Regions from separate parts of the Homo sapiens genome. Here regions 2 and 3 are each linked to region 1. Evidence: chromatin contacts called from ENCODE Hi-C or POLR2A ChIA-PET data. All regions are on one chromosome and are shown on one strand. The core of a region is the stretch at or near the end of the contact, and the rest is flanking DNA. Distances in the headings are between cores, read along the strand shown.

The links. A loop is a pair of places that touch in the nucleus more often than their neighbours do. ChIA-PET counts read pairs that join two places held with the same protein, here RNA polymerase II (POLR2A). Pooled maps may share reads with other maps.
Region 2: a pooled map shows a loop between it and region 1 (5-fold over the local background). The contact joins the promoter of PRKAB2 here to the enhancer-like site in region 1. A Hi-C loop is called at or near these places in 1 of 37 single-sample maps with no recorded cell type and 8 of 50 pooled maps. POLR2A ChIA-PET finds 5 or more read pairs at or near these places in 5 of 52 experiments (Caco-2, OCI-LY7, activated CD4-positive, alpha-beta T cell and 2 more).
Region 3: a pooled map shows a loop between it and region 1 (3-fold over the local background). The contact joins the promoter of NBPF12 here to the enhancer-like site in region 1. A Hi-C loop is called at or near these places in 1 of 50 pooled maps.

The regions. Positions count from the first base shown.
Region 1 is chr1:147,045,274-147,048,037 of GRCh38, forward strand. No RefSeq gene overlaps it. Among named protein-coding and RNA genes, the nearest start is that of TRH-GTG1-2, 27 kb to the right of the region's middle. Within about 2 kb of position 1,423, at least 3 of the 41 ENCODE cell types and tissues checked have a DNase peak (open chromatin) inside an H3K27ac peak, as active enhancers do; they include OCI-LY7, where a contact is called at or near this core.
Region 2 is chr1:147,171,059-147,173,822 of GRCh38, forward strand. PRKAB2 (protein kinase AMP-activated non-catalytic subunit beta 2) reads right to left here and starts at 1,412. Exons shown (of 8, transcript NM_005399.5): 1 at 1,371-1,412; 2 at 931-1,109. The coding sequence starts at 1,086. It also overlaps a transcript of CHD1L not described here. RefSeq lists silencers at 1,072-1,341, 1,512-1,741.
Region 3 is chr1:146,936,981-146,939,744 of GRCh38, forward strand. It overlaps NBPF12 (NBPF member 12), which reads left to right and starts at 1,344. Exons shown (of 37, transcript NM_001278141.3): 1 at 1,344-2,032.

The DNA.
Region 1 (2,764 bases), core at 173-2,672:
GAAGAACACGCCACCACCTATGAAGAAATATTGCCAAAAGCTGGCACTACATGCCCTAAACTTTCAGTGTTCTCACCAGAAAATGACAAGTACTTGGTTATGACAAAGTTCATTAAAAATCATGATAATAGGCAGGGCGCGGTGGCTCATGCCTGTAATGCCAGCACTTTGGGAGACTGAGGTGGGCAGATCACGAGGTCAGGAGTTCGAGACCAACCTGACCAACATGGTGAAACCCATCTCTACTAAAAATACAAAAATTAGCCAGGTGTGTTGGTGTGTGTCTGTAATCCTAGCTACTCAGGAGGCTGAGGCAAGAGAATCACTTGAACCCGGGAGGCAGAGGTTGCAGTGAGCCAAGATCACGCCACTGCACTCCAGCCTGGCAACAGAGCAAGACTCCGTCTCAAAAAAAAAAAAATCTTGATAATAACCATAGCTGCTAACACTTACTATGCCCCGGGTGCTCTAATAAATGTTTTGTGTATATTTAATCCTTTTAACAAACCTAGTGATCTGGCTCCTGCCTACTTTTCCTACTTTGATATCTGCCATTTTACTGCTCACTCATGACTGTAGGCACACTAGACTTTTTCTGTTCCAGGAACACCAGACTTTCTCTTGACTCGGCCTTTACAACTACTACTCCCTTTGCCTGAAATATCTTTCCCAGGGCTGCCTCCTTTTCATCCTCAGGTCCCAGCTTACATGTCGTCTGCTCAGAGAAGCCTTCTTTGGCCACCCTATTTAAGATGGTCTCCATCCATGTTGCTTTCTACCATTTCCCTCATATCACTTACTATACTCTATAATTATAATGTTTATTTATTGTCTGTATCTCCCCAGGAGAAATTAACTACATACAGCCAGAGACCTTACTGATTTCATTCACTACCTCATCCCCAGCACTAGCCCAAGCTTAGAGAAGGTCCCCATATAGCTAATGAATGAATGAGTGAATCCTCACAAAAATCCTATGAGATAACTACTCTTTGATTTATACATAAGGTGATTTCTTCTACTCTTCAATTTACAGACAAGGTGATTGAGTCTGAGGGAAATTAAGGAGCTTGTTCAAAAATCACAGGGCTGGCTAGTAAGTGGTAAATCCAGAATGTGAACTCAGGGAAGCTGACACAGAGCCACTAGGCTATAATGTCTTTCCTGTAGATACCATATATCCATACAATCTTTATGGTAAGGACAAATTATTTTAAATAAACCCTTTAAAGGAATTTAGCAATAGCTAAATATCACTCACTCAAAATATCTATTCATAGGCATTACAATTTCATGATCCTGAAAACAGGACAGAATCAAAAAGTAACATTACTCTGGATTTGATAAATGTGAGAAACACAGGAAGAGGATGTGGAAACTAAAATATCTGATATGAATACTCAGATAACGGCTAAGGTAGAACCACAAAAAGGAAGGGAGACTAGGGGATTTTTAAAACTGGTATTTCTTAAATGCCACACATTCTCATATCCTGAAAACTAATTGAGTTGAAAAACATGAGTCTGTTAGTAAGCAGAAATATGGTAATGAAATCAAAAGATAAAATATGATAATTCCATCACAAATAGAAACACAGGTTTTATATTACAGATCTAGCTATGGCAAAAGGTAAAAAAAAAAAACTAAGAGCTATTTGGACTAGCTAGCTAAACTGAGTTTAGGAAGCCATGACACTGACTGATCTTCTAAAAGAGATGCCAACATAGTAACAAATAAGCTTTTAGTTTCAGTCTGTAACTCTGCGCTGTGGTCCTAGTATTTCTTCAACATCATAGTTGAATATGCAACTAGCTGTGGAGGAAAGGCAGGGGGAAGGGAATCTCTAAGGCTGAAAGGCCTCTTCTAAAAAAATTGATGAGAACTCTATGCTAGAGCGAGTTAAAGCATAAGGTGGGAAAAATGTGCTCTAGGAAATGAATCTTCTTAGGAAGTATGTGAAGTCACAAAAGGCTTGAGTTTGAATCATAACTCTGGCATTTATTAGTTACCTGACTATTTTCCACTCCCATTTTAAAAGAGAAATCAGTGTTTCAACTTCTTCGTCTATAATAATTGGGCCGACACCACTTACTTTGTGTAGAGTTGTGAGCATTAGTGCTAATTTAAATACCTAGCACAGTACATTGCACATGAGTACTCAATAAACATTGATTATACTCAAATTTCTCGTTTCATGTTTCTAAAACTGATTTCATGGGTCTAATGTCATAACTCTAAGCAGCAATCACACAACACTTCCTTTTTTCACTAGTGCTTTACAATTATTATTATTATTATTATTATCTTGGAGGCGGAGTTTTGCTCTTGTTGCCCAGGCTGGAGTGTGATGGCACGATCTCAGCTCACTGCAACCTCCACCTCCCAGGTTCAAGCGATTCTCCTGCCTGAGGCTCCCAAGTAGCTGGGATTACAGGTACCCGCCACTACACCTGGCTAATTTTTGTATTTTTAGTAGAGACGGGGTTTCGTCATATTGGCCAGGCTGGTCTTGAACTTCTGACCTCAAGTGATCCGCCCACCTCGGCCTCCCAAAGTGCTGGGATTACAGGCATGAGCCACTGCACCCGGCCCTTACAATTATTTTATTCCAGTTAGCAATGGGGAGAGAGGGTTACGTTTTTCCAGCACTTAATAAGTTTTAATGGTCCCAATCTAAAAACAGGAGCATCTTTTTGAGATAATGTATATATAAAATAACTTATCTCCAAAAAGAAAAAAGTCATACCTGGCATTTGGACTCAGA
Region 2 (2,764 bases), core at 162-2,661, 130 kb after region 1:
TCTCATCCAGTCAGTCTACCTGGAGGAATTACTTGTATTTCATGCTGACAGCTCTGAAAGCCATTAGAAACATTAGAATGGTAATCGCTGCTATCAGCTCCATCTGTCCTTTCTTACAGAGTGAAAACAAGTTGTTCTCTTCCTGAAAGTCCTTGGAATTGAGAGCAAGGTCTTCAGGGCAGCTGTGGGTTGTCGTTTTTTTAGCCACGCAACATTTTGAAGTACTACTGAGGAGTAAACAAGTCGTGGAATCATTGGCTCTTCCACCTACGGAGCAGCAGCGGGGCGTGAAAGAGGCACAGCCTCAGCCACCACAACTATAAAGTATGGGACAAAAATTAAGCAGTCAACTAAATGATGTCCTTAATTGATCCCCAAGACTAGGAGAAAGTATTCAATAAGCAAGTAGTTGCTGCTTACAGCCGTGCCAAAAGGGAAGAGGATCACAACTGTAGAGCTGCTAGAAGAGCAAAAATGATACTGATACATAGAAATTTTCAGAAAAAGAATTTCATTTAGCCACCTCAGGGCAAAGGTGAGAAACTACCACCTATGGTCAGCAACTCGTGCAACCTACCCTCTGAAGTTGTCCACCAGGGATTACAAACTACAAATTCAGCAACGCTATGGAAGAGAGCCATTCGTGCTCGGAGGATCGGGGATGGGGGGATGTCTATTGTCCCCATCCTAAAAATGTGGCCAACAGATTAGTCAGAACACCAGGAAAGCAAGAACTCCGCCTCTTTATCCTATTTTGAGGCGGCACTTCAAGAGGAATTATCATCCAACACCTCTGTCCCCGATAAATCCCTTTAATTCAAAAAACCATAGCCCGGTTCGGCGCGGTAGAAAAGAACCAAGAAAGGGAAGAGGAGCCCAGAAATCAACCCGCTGCAGTACTGACACCAACTGCGGGCATGGGACGCTTACCTTGGAGTCAGGGAGGCTGAACACGCTGGGGTCGTCCGTACTCCCCACCATGATCTTGTGCTCCTTCCCCGGGGCATGGCCGCCTGCGCCCTCGGAGCGTGCAGCCTTGGCGCCGTGGCGCTCCCCGGACACCCGGTCGCTGGTGGTGTTTCCCATGGCTGCAGCTCGTCGGGGACCACCTACCGCGGGGAACGACACCGGGCTGGGAACACCTCAGCCGCCGCGTCAGGGGCGCCCCCCGGCCCCGCCCCTGCGCCTCGGGACAGGGCAAGGGATTCCCCGCCCCAGGGAAGCCGAGCCCTGGAGCCCTCTCCCTCCTGGCCTGCGGGAACGCCTGCAAATACCCCGGTGCCCTCACTGGCCCTAGCTCAGGAAACCCGCTATCGGGACCTCCCCCGCGTCCCCGCGCTCACTGCCAGGGGCGCCCCCACTCCAGTCACCTCGGGCGATGCGCTCCCTCCTCCAAGGGCCACTGATGTGATGGCTGTTCTGCAGATCAGGCCACCAATAAAGTTATTGAAATTGAAGCCGCACCCCTCGCTGGCGACCAGCGATTCCTCCTAAAATGGCTACAAGGCCGGCGGCGCGGAGTCCGCCCAGTGCGCGTTCCCTGCGGCCTGCAGCCTCGGCGCCCGGGACCCGCCGGCCTCTCTAGCCGCCGCCGCCGCCGCCTCGATGGTGGGCAGTCGCACGCAGCCTCCAGCGCCAGGAGGGGGCGCCAGGCAGGGCCTGTCCCGCCTGGGGAGACTGCGCCCGGGATAATAGGAGCGCTTGGCCTCTGAGACTACCCGGCAGAAGGGACGTCCCCAAATGACACTCGGAGGCCGCCTCCCTGGGCTCCGGTGCTCGGTGCCGGGAGGAGCGGCACGGCTTTCTACCCCGCCTCAGGTGCGCCAGCACGTTTTCTGGGCAGCATCTGTGTGTTAGGCGACCGGAGAGGTGGGTTCCTTATAGGGAATAAGAAAACTGAAACTGACTTCCAACTGCAGGCAGAAGGAAGCAGTGGTCATTGCTGGAGGTTAAAACTGTTCTGACCGGGCGCAGTGGCTCACGCCTGTATTCCCAGCACTTTGGGAGGCTGAGGCGAGCAGATCACGAAGTCAGGAGATCAAGACCATCCTGGCCAACAAGGTGAAACCCCGGCTCTACTAAAAATACAAAAATTAGCTGGGCGTGGTGGCGCGCGCCGGAAGTCCCAGCTACTTGGGAGGATGAGGCAGAAGAATCGCTTGAACCCGGGAGGCGGAGGTTGCGGTGAGCCGAGATCGCGCCATTGCACTCCAGCCTGGCGACTCAGCGATACTCCGTCCCCCTCTCCCCGCCCCAAGAAAAATCTGTTCAGTGGGGAGCGACAAGGAAGGAGCTTTCAGCCCGACTGGGGTCGCAGGGAAGAATTCAAGATGGCGTGTTTAGGAGCTCTAGCTCCTTGACAAATTAGTAAAATGTTAGTCTTAGGAGAAGAACGAAAAGGCTCTCCTAGGCTAAGAAACAGCATACACAGTGAGAAACCTCAGAAGAAATAAAATTCAAGGAAGATAGCAACAACGAAAACATCAGAAGGAACACTAAAGGTATAAAAAGGGCAAAGACAGCCCTAGGGTTGGGAGGGATCCAGGTTTTTTATGAAAATTAGTGGAATCCCTAAGGTACTTACCTTTGTATTATAAGTATTTGCATGTCTCCTTCTAGAAACGTTTATCACTCTGTGTTACACAGACCAGCAGTGTTGGCGTCAACTGGGAGCCTGTTAGAAATGCAGAATCAGGCCCCATCCCCAGGGTTCTGAATCTGCATTTTAACAAGATCACATTAAAGTGTGTGAGAAGCAATGCTT
Region 3 (2,764 bases), core at 94-2,593, 110 kb before region 1:
ATTCGTTTTATGTGGACCATCCCAGGGCTATCATTATTAATTCAGGTGTTTATACAAGGCTCTCTGAGAACTCAGTTTTAAAGATTACCCAAAGAGTCCCTGCAACAATCCAGCCTAAAACGATATAAAATCAGTTTTGATATAACTGAAGTTTTTAGATTCTGCCTCCAAATATCAGATTGTGACATTTTACCTTTCTCTGACTTTATGCCAAATTTACTTCAACTTCTAGCATCTATCGTTCTCATTTAGGAACAAATATGTATTTCACAAATGTGGAAATACAACCATGAGCCAAACAAAACCAAATCCTGGACTTACGGAGCTGATGGTAGATTCCCCAACATAACCACTTGATTACAGTTTTATGCAATGTGATGGGAGTAAGGGACCACCGTAGGGAGGTCAGAAGTTGCCTCTCAGAGGTGGAGACTACAGCTGTCGTCAGAAGGATGAGGGTTGGAAGAATCTTCAGGCACAGAGCAAAGCATGAGCAAAAGCTCTGTGGAGTCCAGGAAGCTGAGTAAATAGGGAATAAAAGAGGCCAGTTTGGCTGAAGCAGAGAGAGCAGGATGGAATTGGTCTGACCTGTAAGAAGACATGGAGAGGTGGGCAAAGCGCCTGGCCATTCAGGGCTTGGTTAGTTAGGAGGTTTTGTCTAAGAGAACGGGAAGTGGTTTGGGCTGGGAAGTGACAGGGTCACATTACATTTTGAAAAAGCCACTCTGCCTGTTGTGTTGAGATTAGAGAGGCGATAAAGGGGATATGGGTAAACCACAAGGAGACTAGGTCAGTAGTCCCTCCACCCCCACTCCCCAGGTGAAGGTAGCCTAGACTAGGGTGGTGATGGAGGAGGTAGAAGAGGACAGATTCAAGGAAAATTTGGAAGGTAAAAACCAGTAGGATTTGCTGATGGACGGAATATAGGAGGGGAAAGGTAGATTATCAGGGATGTATCTTAGTTTTCTTATAGAAGATGTATTTAGTTGCAATGAAATTGTTAATTGAAATTGACTTTAAATAATGGCACGACTTAAAATTATGCAAACATTTGCCTTAGATAAAATTTCAAGTTTTCAAAGTTTTTAGCTGGGTAGATGGCATGGCTTTACTTCATATTTCTTGGTATTTCCTAATCTTGTTAAAAAAAAGTTTTTCTTTTTCTCAAAGGCTTATTTCAGTGGAAGCCCATCTGCGAAATCTGTTATAAATTTAAATTAGAAAATAAATACAAGTGCCATTGACACGTTGGTTATTGTTTTTGCGAGTGACCTAAGGCCACCTCTCGCGGGAGCTGGGGGCTGCCTTCCGACTCCTGTGCGTCTGCGCCGCGGGCGGAGCCCGGAAGTCAGACTATGGGGCGGTGCGGCAGCGCGAAGCCTGCAGTCCTAAAGGCGGGGTCGCTCCAGGCTTCCGAGGGGGTGTGTCTCCCGCCTCTTTAACCTGGCAGGGGCGGTTCAAGTGGCCGGGGAAATCGGCGAATTGCAGGGTCAAGGGCTGGTGCTTTGAAAGAGAGGCGGAGGGGAGAGAGGGATTTTCCCGTCCCCGCTGCGCTCCGTCCTCCATTACTCGTTTTCTCCGCCCGCGGCCCGAACCCGTTGTGCGGTAGAGGCAGCCGGGTCCCTTTAAGGCCCAGCTGCGCTCCGTCCTCCATTACTCCTTTTCTCCGCCCGCGGCCCGAACCCGTTGTGCGGTAGAGGCAGCCGGGTCCCTTTAAGGCCCAGCTGCGCCTGTGCCTTGGGCTCTCCTGACACGGCCCATCCGGACCCTGAGGAGCCAGCGGGCCGCAAGCAAGTTGCTGGGCGGCGGTTGAGATAGCGGCGGTGCTGGGAGGGGTAGGTGAGGGTCGCGAGGCTGCCTGAGCTTCTGAGTGAGCCTGGTGATTTTGGGAACGCGGGACGGGCGACCTGCGGCGCCAGGAGCGGGGCCGAGGTACGGCGGCACGGCTGCAGCCTGGATGGGAAGTTCAAGTTTACTGCGAAGTCCACCCAGCGTTCCGGAGGTGAGGGCGCCGCGCCAGGCCGGGCGGCAGGTGAGTCTGGGACCTGCGGGCGCACAGCTGGGCTGAGGCGCGGCGCGCTGGGCCGCCGCAAGTTTTGTTACGCGAGCGGGGCGGTTGCGCCGGGCACTGCCGGGCTCCGCAGGGCTCCGCCGGGGCCTAAGTTCCCTGCGCTTGATTCCTCGCCTGCCGCTGCAGCCCACAGCCCTCCTCTCGTGGGCGCTGGGGAAGAAACTCCCTGGCGGGTGTTCTGTGGCATCCCAGGGGGTGGAGGGACGGAGCAGCTTCGGGGGCACGTCTTCGGAAGTCCTGTGGAGCACACTGACTTCGCACCCCACCCTCGAGGCCGTTCCTTCTGGGAACTTGGGCAAGAGCGCTCGCGCCCCTGACTTGCAAAGTTGGGGTCTTTATTGGCCTCCGGGATTCTGCTCCTGGCGGTGTCTCCAGGCTGGTGATGGGCAAGCCAGGTGTGCCAGGTCCAGGATGCATGTGAGGAGCGTTTGTAGCGATCACTGAATCACCTCATGACTAGCGGGGCAAGCCTCCAATTAACCACAGGATTTCTGGTAGGTTGGACTGTGGTGTTGGTGTTTGCAGTCCAAAGAGTTGCTGTGATTTTTCTGTGCCTGTCTGTCTTTCTTTGAGACTTCTTAGATTATCTCATTTGGCGTCCTTTCACCCAAGAGTTAACCAAGCGAGGAATGGTTTCCTCGCTTTCTTCCTACCTTTTGCTGGTGGAGCTGCTTTCGAAAGAAGCACTTTAAG